Linked DNA regions of Homo sapiens: regions 1 and 3 are each linked to region 2. Evidence: chromatin contacts called from ENCODE Hi-C or POLR2A ChIA-PET data. All regions are on one chromosome and are shown on one strand. Each heading gives the region's core, a stretch centred on a gene start or an enhancer-like site at or near the end of the contact. The rest is flanking DNA. Distances are from core to core; before and after follow the strand shown. Region 1 holds the start of SPINDOC (spindlin interactor and repressor of chromatin binding). Region 2 holds the start of WDR74 (WD repeat domain 74). Region 3 holds the start of PLAAT2 (phospholipase A and acyltransferase 2).

What was found. Hi-C counts contacts between places; a loop is a spot of excess contacts on that map. ChIA-PET counts read pairs that join two places held with the same protein, here RNA polymerase II (POLR2A). Pooled maps may share reads with other maps.
Region 1: a loop to region 2 is called in a pooled map, with 4 times the contacts of the local background. The contact joins the promoter of SPINDOC here to the promoter of WDR74 in region 2. A Hi-C loop is called at or near these places in 1 of 50 pooled maps.
Region 3: a loop to region 2 is called in a map with no recorded cell type, with 7 times the contacts of the local background. The contact joins the promoter of PLAAT2 here to the promoter of WDR74 in region 2. A Hi-C loop is called at or near these places in 2 of 37 single-sample maps with no recorded cell type and 8 of 50 pooled maps. POLR2A ChIA-PET finds 5 or more read pairs at or near these places in 3 of 52 experiments (Panc1, activated naive CD4-positive, alpha-beta T cell and naive thymus-derived CD8-positive, alpha-beta T cell).

What each region holds. Positions count from the first base shown.
Region 1 is chr11:63,812,143-63,814,842 of GRCh38, forward strand. SPINDOC (spindlin interactor and repressor of chromatin binding) reads left to right here and starts at 1,314. Exons shown (of 6, transcript NM_138471.3): 1 at 1,314-1,671. The coding sequence starts at 1,545. RefSeq lists a silencer at 950-1,419.
Region 2 is chr11:62,838,283-62,840,982 of GRCh38, forward strand. It overlaps WDR74 (WD repeat domain 74), which reads right to left and starts at 1,308. Exons shown (of 11, transcript NM_001369450.1): 1 at 1,225-1,308; 2 at 1,040-1,146; 3 at 832-953. The coding sequence starts at 1,288. RefSeq lists enhancers at 732-861, 972-1,091, 1,152-1,491, 1,562-1,701, 2,332-2,501 and a silencer at 2,632-2,681.
Region 3 is chr11:63,561,958-63,564,657 of GRCh38, forward strand. It overlaps PLAAT2 (phospholipase A and acyltransferase 2), which reads right to left and starts at 1,422. Exons shown (of 4, transcript NM_017878.2): 1 at 1,359-1,422. The coding sequence starts at 1,367. RefSeq lists a silencer at 2,379-2,458.

The DNA.
Region 1 (2,700 bases), core at 64-2,563, 970 kb after region 2:
TTGTAAAACCTTTAAAATATCAGATACACTTGCACATAACAAAATAATTCCCTTAAAAATAGACTGCAAGGCCAGGCGCGGTGGCTCACGCCTGTAATCCCACTTTGGGAGGCCGAGGCAGACGGATGATGAGGTCAAGAGATCAAGACCATCCTGGCCAACATGCTGAAACCCCGTCTCTACTAAAAATACAAAAATTAGCCGGGCATGGTGGCACGTGCCTGTAGTCCCAGCTACCCAGGAGGCTGAGGCGGGAGAATAGCTTGAACCTGGGAGGCGGAGGTTGTGGTGAGCCGAGATAGCGCCACTGCACTCCAGCCTGGTGACAGAGCGAGACTCTGTCTCAAAAAAAAAAAAATTAAAAAATTGACTGCAATCCATATAGACTAGTTCACACCTCTTCTCACACCCCCATCCTACTACGCGATTCTGAATACTACTGTGTCTGGTCTGATATAACGACATTCGAAGATGGATTTTCAGTGTCAGACATTTTGCATTTTCTGAGCTGAAATCTCATGAGGGTTGCTATAGAAGAGGGAGATGCACATTCCATGTCACAGAAGTAAAAGCTCACCCAGAGTGTGGTTATAGGGCAGCAATGTCATGGCAACTGGACTCTGGTCTTGGGGCTCTCAAGGGATTGCTGTGTGTCCTTGGAGAGGGTCACAAAATCTCCGGACTCCCGTGCCAAAAATGGAAATCATACCCATCAGGGTGGTTTATGTCCGCTCACAGTCCACTCTGCTTCTCTTCTTTGCCTTCCCAGAAGGGTCCAAAATGGTTTTTGAAAGAAACGATGAGCCGGACTAAGAAAACAGATAATGTGCCCACGGCCACGGAGCTGGCAGATGAGAAGGAATTCGGTCTCTGCGTTTCCATACCAAGGCCCTTTCCACTCACCCACCGCTTCTCTTCCTGCCCGGGGCATCTGCTGGCGGAGGAAGGCTTGTCCACGGAAAGGCAAAAGCGACTCCCGATCAAAATCCGGGGGCACCTGGTAGCGCTCTCCACGCCAGCAGAAACGCCCAACTGACTTCTTAATGGAGGGAAACCCCGGGCTTGGCCCGCAGACTGAGGGGCCCGCGTTGCGGGTTTTGGGGGCCCCTCTGCCTCTGCGCACCGGGTGGCCCCGGGTCCCCTCGGCCCTTCCCGCCGCCTCCCGGGTCCAGGGTTTCTAACGGGGCCGCGTGCCCGGGGCGGGGCCACGCGCGATTGGCCGCGCGGCATCGGGGGCGGGTCCGCGGCTGGCCGGCCGGGCGGGCGCCGACAATGAGCCTCCATAAAAGGGAGCGGCGGGGGGCAGGGGCCCCGGATTGAGCCCTCCCCGCCCGGGCTCCCGACGCGCCGAGGTCTCGGGGAGGCCCGGACGCGCCGGTCGCAGGCCCGGCCGGCGAGCGGCGGGCGGGCGGCGGGGAGGGGGCTGCGCGGGGCGGGCGGCGGGCCCGGCGCTATTCCGGCCAGGAGGCGGGAGGCGGTTGCCGGCTGCGCGCCGAAGCCTGCGCGCCAGTCCTCCGGCCACTGCTATCGCCCACGGCCGCACCATGGCCCTAAAGGCCGAGGGCGCCGCACTCGACTGCTTCGAGGTGACGCTGAAATGCGAGGAAGGGGAGGACGAGGAGGAGGCCATGGTGGTGGCCGTAATTCCGCGGCCCGAGCCGATGCTCAGAGGTGAGGATGGAGGGGATTCCACTTCCGCGTCACGGTGCGGGGCCGGGGCTGGGGCCGTCCCTCCCCAGTCGGGGTCCGGGACCCGGGCACCTTCTCACCCCCTTCAGCCTTGGGGCCCAGGTTTCCCTCTCGGATCTGGGTCCAGGGCGCGCTCTTGCACCTCCCCCACCATGGTTTAGAAGCTCAGGCCTCCTCGATTTCCCCCTCCCTTCCCCTTTCCCCCGCCCAGGGTCTGGAGACTTCGATCCACGCCCCGCACGCTCCGGATCTTCCGGTGCCCAAGCGCCCCCTCTCCCGGGCCCAGCACCAGAGGCCGGATCCCCAGAGGCGCTGGGTGGTTGCGGCCGCCGTCTCACAGCCTGGGAAGGGGAGGCAAGCACAACGGCCGGGCTGTGTTCTAGTCCGAGGGGCGGCGAAGCCTCTAGGCCGGAGGCTACAGGCGGGCGCCGCTGCCGACCTCCAGGAGAATTTTAAGGGCTCTCCGAGCATAACGCTTCCCTGCCCACCACCCCGCTTCATTCCCATTCCCGGGCCTTCCACTTGCAGGAGCCACAGGTGTCAAGTTCTGGAGAGAAGGGATGAATGGGACTGCATACAACAGCTAGTTTGGAAAAGCAGTGCAGTGCTAGAACGAGATTAGCTTTGGGAGGGGATGGGAGGAACAATCTCAGAACACTCGCTCTCCCCTCCCCCTTCACCGATTTCTAGTCCTCAGGAGCTTGCAAACCGTAAGAAAACAAAGAGCCATCTTTGTGGGAGACTTAATATGCATGAAAATGCAAATATATTTCCATTCTCCCACCCCGCTTTTCTTAGGCGGGATAGTACCCAAAAGAGGTTGAGAGCAGCAATGCCATTCATTGAACTTCAGCCGAACAGAATGATGTCTGCCTGCACTGCCTGTCATCCTTTTTGGAACTGGAAGGGTTATAAAATTCATGAGGGAAATAAAGGTCACCTCCCTTCTCGGAGCATTTAGTCCAAAAGATAGGTTGTTTTCCTACTTCTGCTAATATTTGTTGAGTGTTC
Region 2 (2,700 bases), core at 58-2,557:
GCTGGGATTACAGGCATGAGCCACCACACCCGGATAATTTTTGTATTTTTTTAGTAGAGAAGGGGTTTTACCGTGCTGGCCAGGCTGGTCTTGAACTCCTGACCTCAAGTGATCCACCTATCTCGGCCTTCCAAAGTGCTGGGATGACAGGCATGAGCCACCACACCCAGCCTTGCTTAAAACTATTAAATGACAAGCAGGCACAGTGGCTCACGCCTGTAATCCCAGCACTTTGGGAGTCCGAGGCAGGTGGATCACCTGAGGTCAGGAGTTCGAGACCAGCCTAGCCAATACGGTGAAACCCCGTCTCTACTAAAGATACAAAAATAGCCGCGCGTGGTGGCAGACGCCTGTAATCCCAGGTACTTGGGAGGCTGAGGCAGGAGTATCGCTTGAACCCGGGAGGCGGAGGTTGCAGTGAGCCGAGATCGCGCCACTGCACTCCAGCCTGGGCAACAAGAGCGAAAACTCCGTCTCCAAAAAAAAAAAAAACAAAAAACAAACACACACACACACAAAACTATTAAATGACTTGCCCATGGTTACTTAGAGGATTATAATGGAGTCAGGTGAAAAACCTTAGAGGATGAGAACTTTTTGAAGGCAGAAATTTTACCGGCAGCCCCTGTACTTCTCCCAGTGCCTGGAATTCAGTAGGTGTTCAATAAATGTGTGTTACAGGTATGAACTACATAAGGCAGAAACCCAGGTCCCTGTCACCCATTCAAAGCCGTGTCACTAAGAGTTTGCCTGTCGCCATCATTCCAGTATCCTCAGGGAGCATCAACGCTCTCCCTTCGGCCCTGAGTTTAGCGAGGGGATTGGTCTTACCCGTCGGCCTGGGCGAGGCCACGGAACATGCCCTCCCCGCCCGGGCAGTGTCTCTGACCCTGGAATATGCCATCCTCGGTGCTGAAGTGCTTCACCGTCCTGTCCGCGCAGCCCACCAGCATCTGCGGCAAAGAAGGGCAAGATGGCGAGGAGAGCGAGGCTGCTGCGCCCCAGGCCCCCAGCTCCGGCCCGACCAGGGGCCACTCACCTGGGTCTCGCCGCCGGTGCCCCAACACAGGGCGCTCACTGCCTCCTCGCGCCGCGGCTGTCCTCCGGCCGTGAAGTTCGCCGCCTGTTTTCGCTGAAGATTTACCCCTGAGAGACGAAGGCGTCAGTCACGCCAGGGGCGCGAGTGCACCCCTGCACTTCCCGACGCCCGAGCCTGCCACCCACCTTTCAAGATCCCAGTCTCGGTGCCGACCCACACATGGTTCCAGCGTGCAGCAGCAGCCGCCATGACAAAGCCTGGAGGCAGACAGTTCACACTTCCGGCGCAGCGTGTGCGTCACCAGCGGGCGTCGAGTCCGATGCAGCGCAGTGTAGTTGCTGGAAGTTTGAAGAGCCGAAACAGTAAAGCTTCCATGCTTGTTTTGCTTTACGAAAATGAAACCAGGAGGTGCTTGTTTATGTAGATCGGAAGAATACATTGATCATTTTGCACTTGGGGGTGAAAAGCACCTTTCCTGGACTGCGTGGCCGGATCAAGCCAGCCCTAGTCTGTCTCCCGGCTCCATTATGTAATATGTGTTCTGGACTGTTAGACAAGAAACAACAAACGATTTAAGAAACGATTTAAGAAACACTTTAGAAACGATTCAAATCATTAATGATGTGTGGGGCTTCGTTCTGGAATATAAGTCACGAAAGAAAGATGGGAAAAGGAAACCGACGATTTTTTTTTTCTTTTGAGAGAACTTCGCCCTTGTTGCCCAGGCTGGAGTGCAATGGCGCGATCTCCTCTCACCTCAACCTCCGCCTCCCGGGTTCAAGCGATTCTTCTGCCTCAGCCTCCCAAGTAGCTGGGATTACAGCTGGTATTACTAAACCACCGCGCCCGGCCTCGTTTACTCTTCAAGAGGCGGACAGCGAGGCGCGGTGGCTCACGCCTGTAATCCCAGCACTTTGGGAGGCCGAGGCGGGCGGATCATGAGGTCAGGAGATCGAGACCATCTTGGCTAACACGGTGAATCCCCGTCTCTACTAAACATACAAAAACAAAACTAGCCGGGCGTGGTGGCGGGCGCCTGTAGTCCCAGCTACTCCGGAGGCTGAGGCAGGAGAATGGCGTGAACCCGGGAGGAGGAGCTTGCAGTGAGCCGAGATTGCGCCACTGCACTCCAGCCTGGGCGTCAGAGACTCCGTCTCAAAAAAAAAAAACAAAAACAACTAAAAGTACTCTGTGCTATGCTACATGAGAAACGCAGAGAAAGTCATCGCTCAGTAGAAATACAGTAATAGCGCATGCGTAAATAGGAGAGGGAAGTCGCTACTTTACCTAGAGATTAACACAGAAAAGCAACAAATTACCAGTTTACAAGTAAACCCTTTATCTAACGCGAAGATTTATTTATTTTTTGAGATGGAATCTTGCTCTGTCTCTCAGGCTAGAGCGCCCGCCACCAGGCCTGATTCACTTTTCTTTTGGTTTTTTAGTGAAGACGGGATTTTTCACACCATGTTAGTCAGGCTGGAATTACCCAATCCGCCCGCCCCAACCTCCCGAAGTGCTAGGATTTCACGCTTGAAACCCCGAGCGCGACCTAGGTTTAACACATCAAACGCGAAACCAGGCCGGGCGCGGTGGCTCACGCCTGTAATCCCACCACTTTGGGAGGCCGAGGCGGGCGGATCACGAGCTCAGGAGATCGA
Region 3 (2,700 bases), core at 172-2,671, 720 kb after region 2:
TAGGCATCTTTGGAGGATGGAAAAGAATCACCCTATTATTCCAAAAGCTGGTAAATAAAGGAAAAGATTCAAGCATTTCCTAACTGAATTGTCCTCACGGAATGCAATTTAAAACTACAACAAACCCCAAAGCTACAAACCAATACTTGTAAGGTAGCCATATATGTATGCAAAAACAGAAAAATATTTGGAAGAATACGCACCAGGTTGTACAGAGGGGAAAGGCTGTACAGATGGGAAGGATGGTCAAAGGGGACATTAGTTTTTATGCTAATAGTTTTGGTTTTTGGCTTTTGGCTTTTTTTGAGACATGATCTCATTTTGTCACCCAGGCTGGAGTGCAGTGGCACTATCACAGCTCACTGCAGGAAGCCTCAGCCTCCCCAGCTCAAGTGATCCTCCCACCTCAGCCTCCCAAGAAGCTAGGACTATAAGCACATACCATTATCCTTGGCTAATTTTAATATTTTTTGTAGGGATGGGATCTCACTATGTTGCCCAGGCTAGAGTTTCGGTTTTTCAGACAAAGTGAATGTGTTCACGTATTTCTCCTGGAATTAAATACATTCTTTCTTTTTTAAGTCGAAGCTTTAGAGTCAGAGCCTCCTAAGTTCGAATTCCCTCTCTGACTTTTGGGCAGCCCCCTCTCTATACTTACCAGTATATCATTCCTCCTATCCATGAAGTTGGCAGTAATTATGCCTACTTCATAGGATTGCTTATTAACTACCTGGTGTGGATTAAATAAAAGAAGTGTTTAGCATGGTGTCTGGACCCCTGAGCACTTGGGAAATGTGGCTGCTATTGGGTCTAAAGGAAGAAGGAAACTAAGAAGGAATTGGAGGGAAGGAGGGAAAGTAGAGGGACTGGCCCTGCCTGGAGGCGAGGGAGACAGAGCCCTTTCTGACAGCCCCCATTGCCACCCACACAGCTGGAGCCCTTTCCCTGGACCCTCCCTCCCCAGCTAATCCCTCCCACTGAGGATGATGTGACAGAGGAGGCGGCCTGTGGGGTAAACCAAGGGCTGCTCTCCCTGAGCCCACCATTCCTGCCTTCAGGAGGCTTAGCAGAGCCACTGGTAGTTTGGCCAGAGGAGGGCTTGGAAAAGCATAAACGCAAACTTTGGCCACAGTAGAACCAGACCCCATGCGGCAGCTGAGGCTGGGGAGCCTCCAGGGTCATAACCCAGCACCGTGGTTCCTTCCCACAGTGTCTGAGAGAGCCAGACCCCCAGAACTCAGCATGTGCCCATGTGCCCTCCATGCCAGAGCTGTAGACCAACAAGAATACACATAATCATCACTAATAGGGTGGTTGTTCCTCAAATCAAAGCTTTAAAACCGTTTCTGGGGACTTACCAAAGCCATCCTTCCTTCAAGATGATGTCTTGTGTGTTGCTGACTCTGTGTCCAGCCTTAAATTAGCTCTGAGTTTCACTTTCCCTGTGACCCAGCCCATATACAACTATTTCAGAACATAGGCTGGGTGCGGTGGCTCACACCTGTAATCCCAGCACTTTGAGAGGCTGAGGCGGGAGGATCACAAGGTCAGGAGATCGAGACCATCCTGACTAACACGGTGAAACCCCGTCTCTCCTAAAAAATAGAAAAAATTAGCTGGGCATGGTGGTGGGCACCTGTAGTCCCAGCTACTCCAGAGGCCGAGGCAGGAAATGGCGTCAACCCAGTAGGCAGACCTTGCAGCGAGCAGAGGTCGTGCCACTGCACTCTAGCCTGGGCGGCAGGGCGAGACTCAGTCAAAAAAAAAAAAAAAAAAAAAACAGAACATAGATCAAGGTTCATGTAAAATTTTCCCTGTCTTCAAACAGGGGCAGAGCACATATCAAGTAGGCAAGGCGGCATGAAAATCAGCCAGACAGAAGAGGAATCAGAGCTCAGGATATAGATTGAGAAGGACTTAGTGGCAGTGTGGTCAGGGGCACAGCTGACAATCACCAAGTTTCAGGTGGAACAAGCAAGATCCAGTGGTTGTGGGGGCAAGGGAGGATATAGAGACAGAGACCATGGGGGAAAATTTCAAAAAGGAGAGAGGAGCCCCAGAGAGACTGAGATTCATGCCTCCAAATTGGGAATGATGGTTGCCGGGACAGGCAAACATTTCCACCAACCTCAAACCCCATGGCCCTAGAAAAATCGTATTATTGGAGGCACATTCCTCTACCCTGGAAACAGAGTGAGCCTGCTTGGACAGCAGTATAGAAACCACTCCCCTTTCTGCCTCTCACCCACAGTTCAGAAACACTCATTCCACACCAAATGGAAACCAAAACCCAGTACTGGGTGTGTAGAGGTTGCTTCTTTGAGGCACCTGCATGCTTATCTCACCCAAGCTCCAAATAAGTATCTCTTCTGTCATCTACATATAGTTGTCCGGTCCTGAGCAAACTGGACAGGAAGGGGTGGGTGGGGCTGGGGGGAGCTGAGCATCCTCACTGTGGGGCATGGGGGCGAGGACCAATAACTTACCCTCTTCAGGCTATAAACAAACAAACAAACAAAGAGCTTTAGTGTGGGGATGCAGATGGACTGGAGCCAGAACTGGAAAACTCTTTGGGAGCCACAGCAGTTCTGCATGACCAGCTACTCCCTCAGCTCACGTGGTCATGTGGTCTTGCTCCCATGGAGACGGCCTCTCTCAGCACCTCCACTCCATTCTCCTCTGAGTTGCAGTGGGACAATC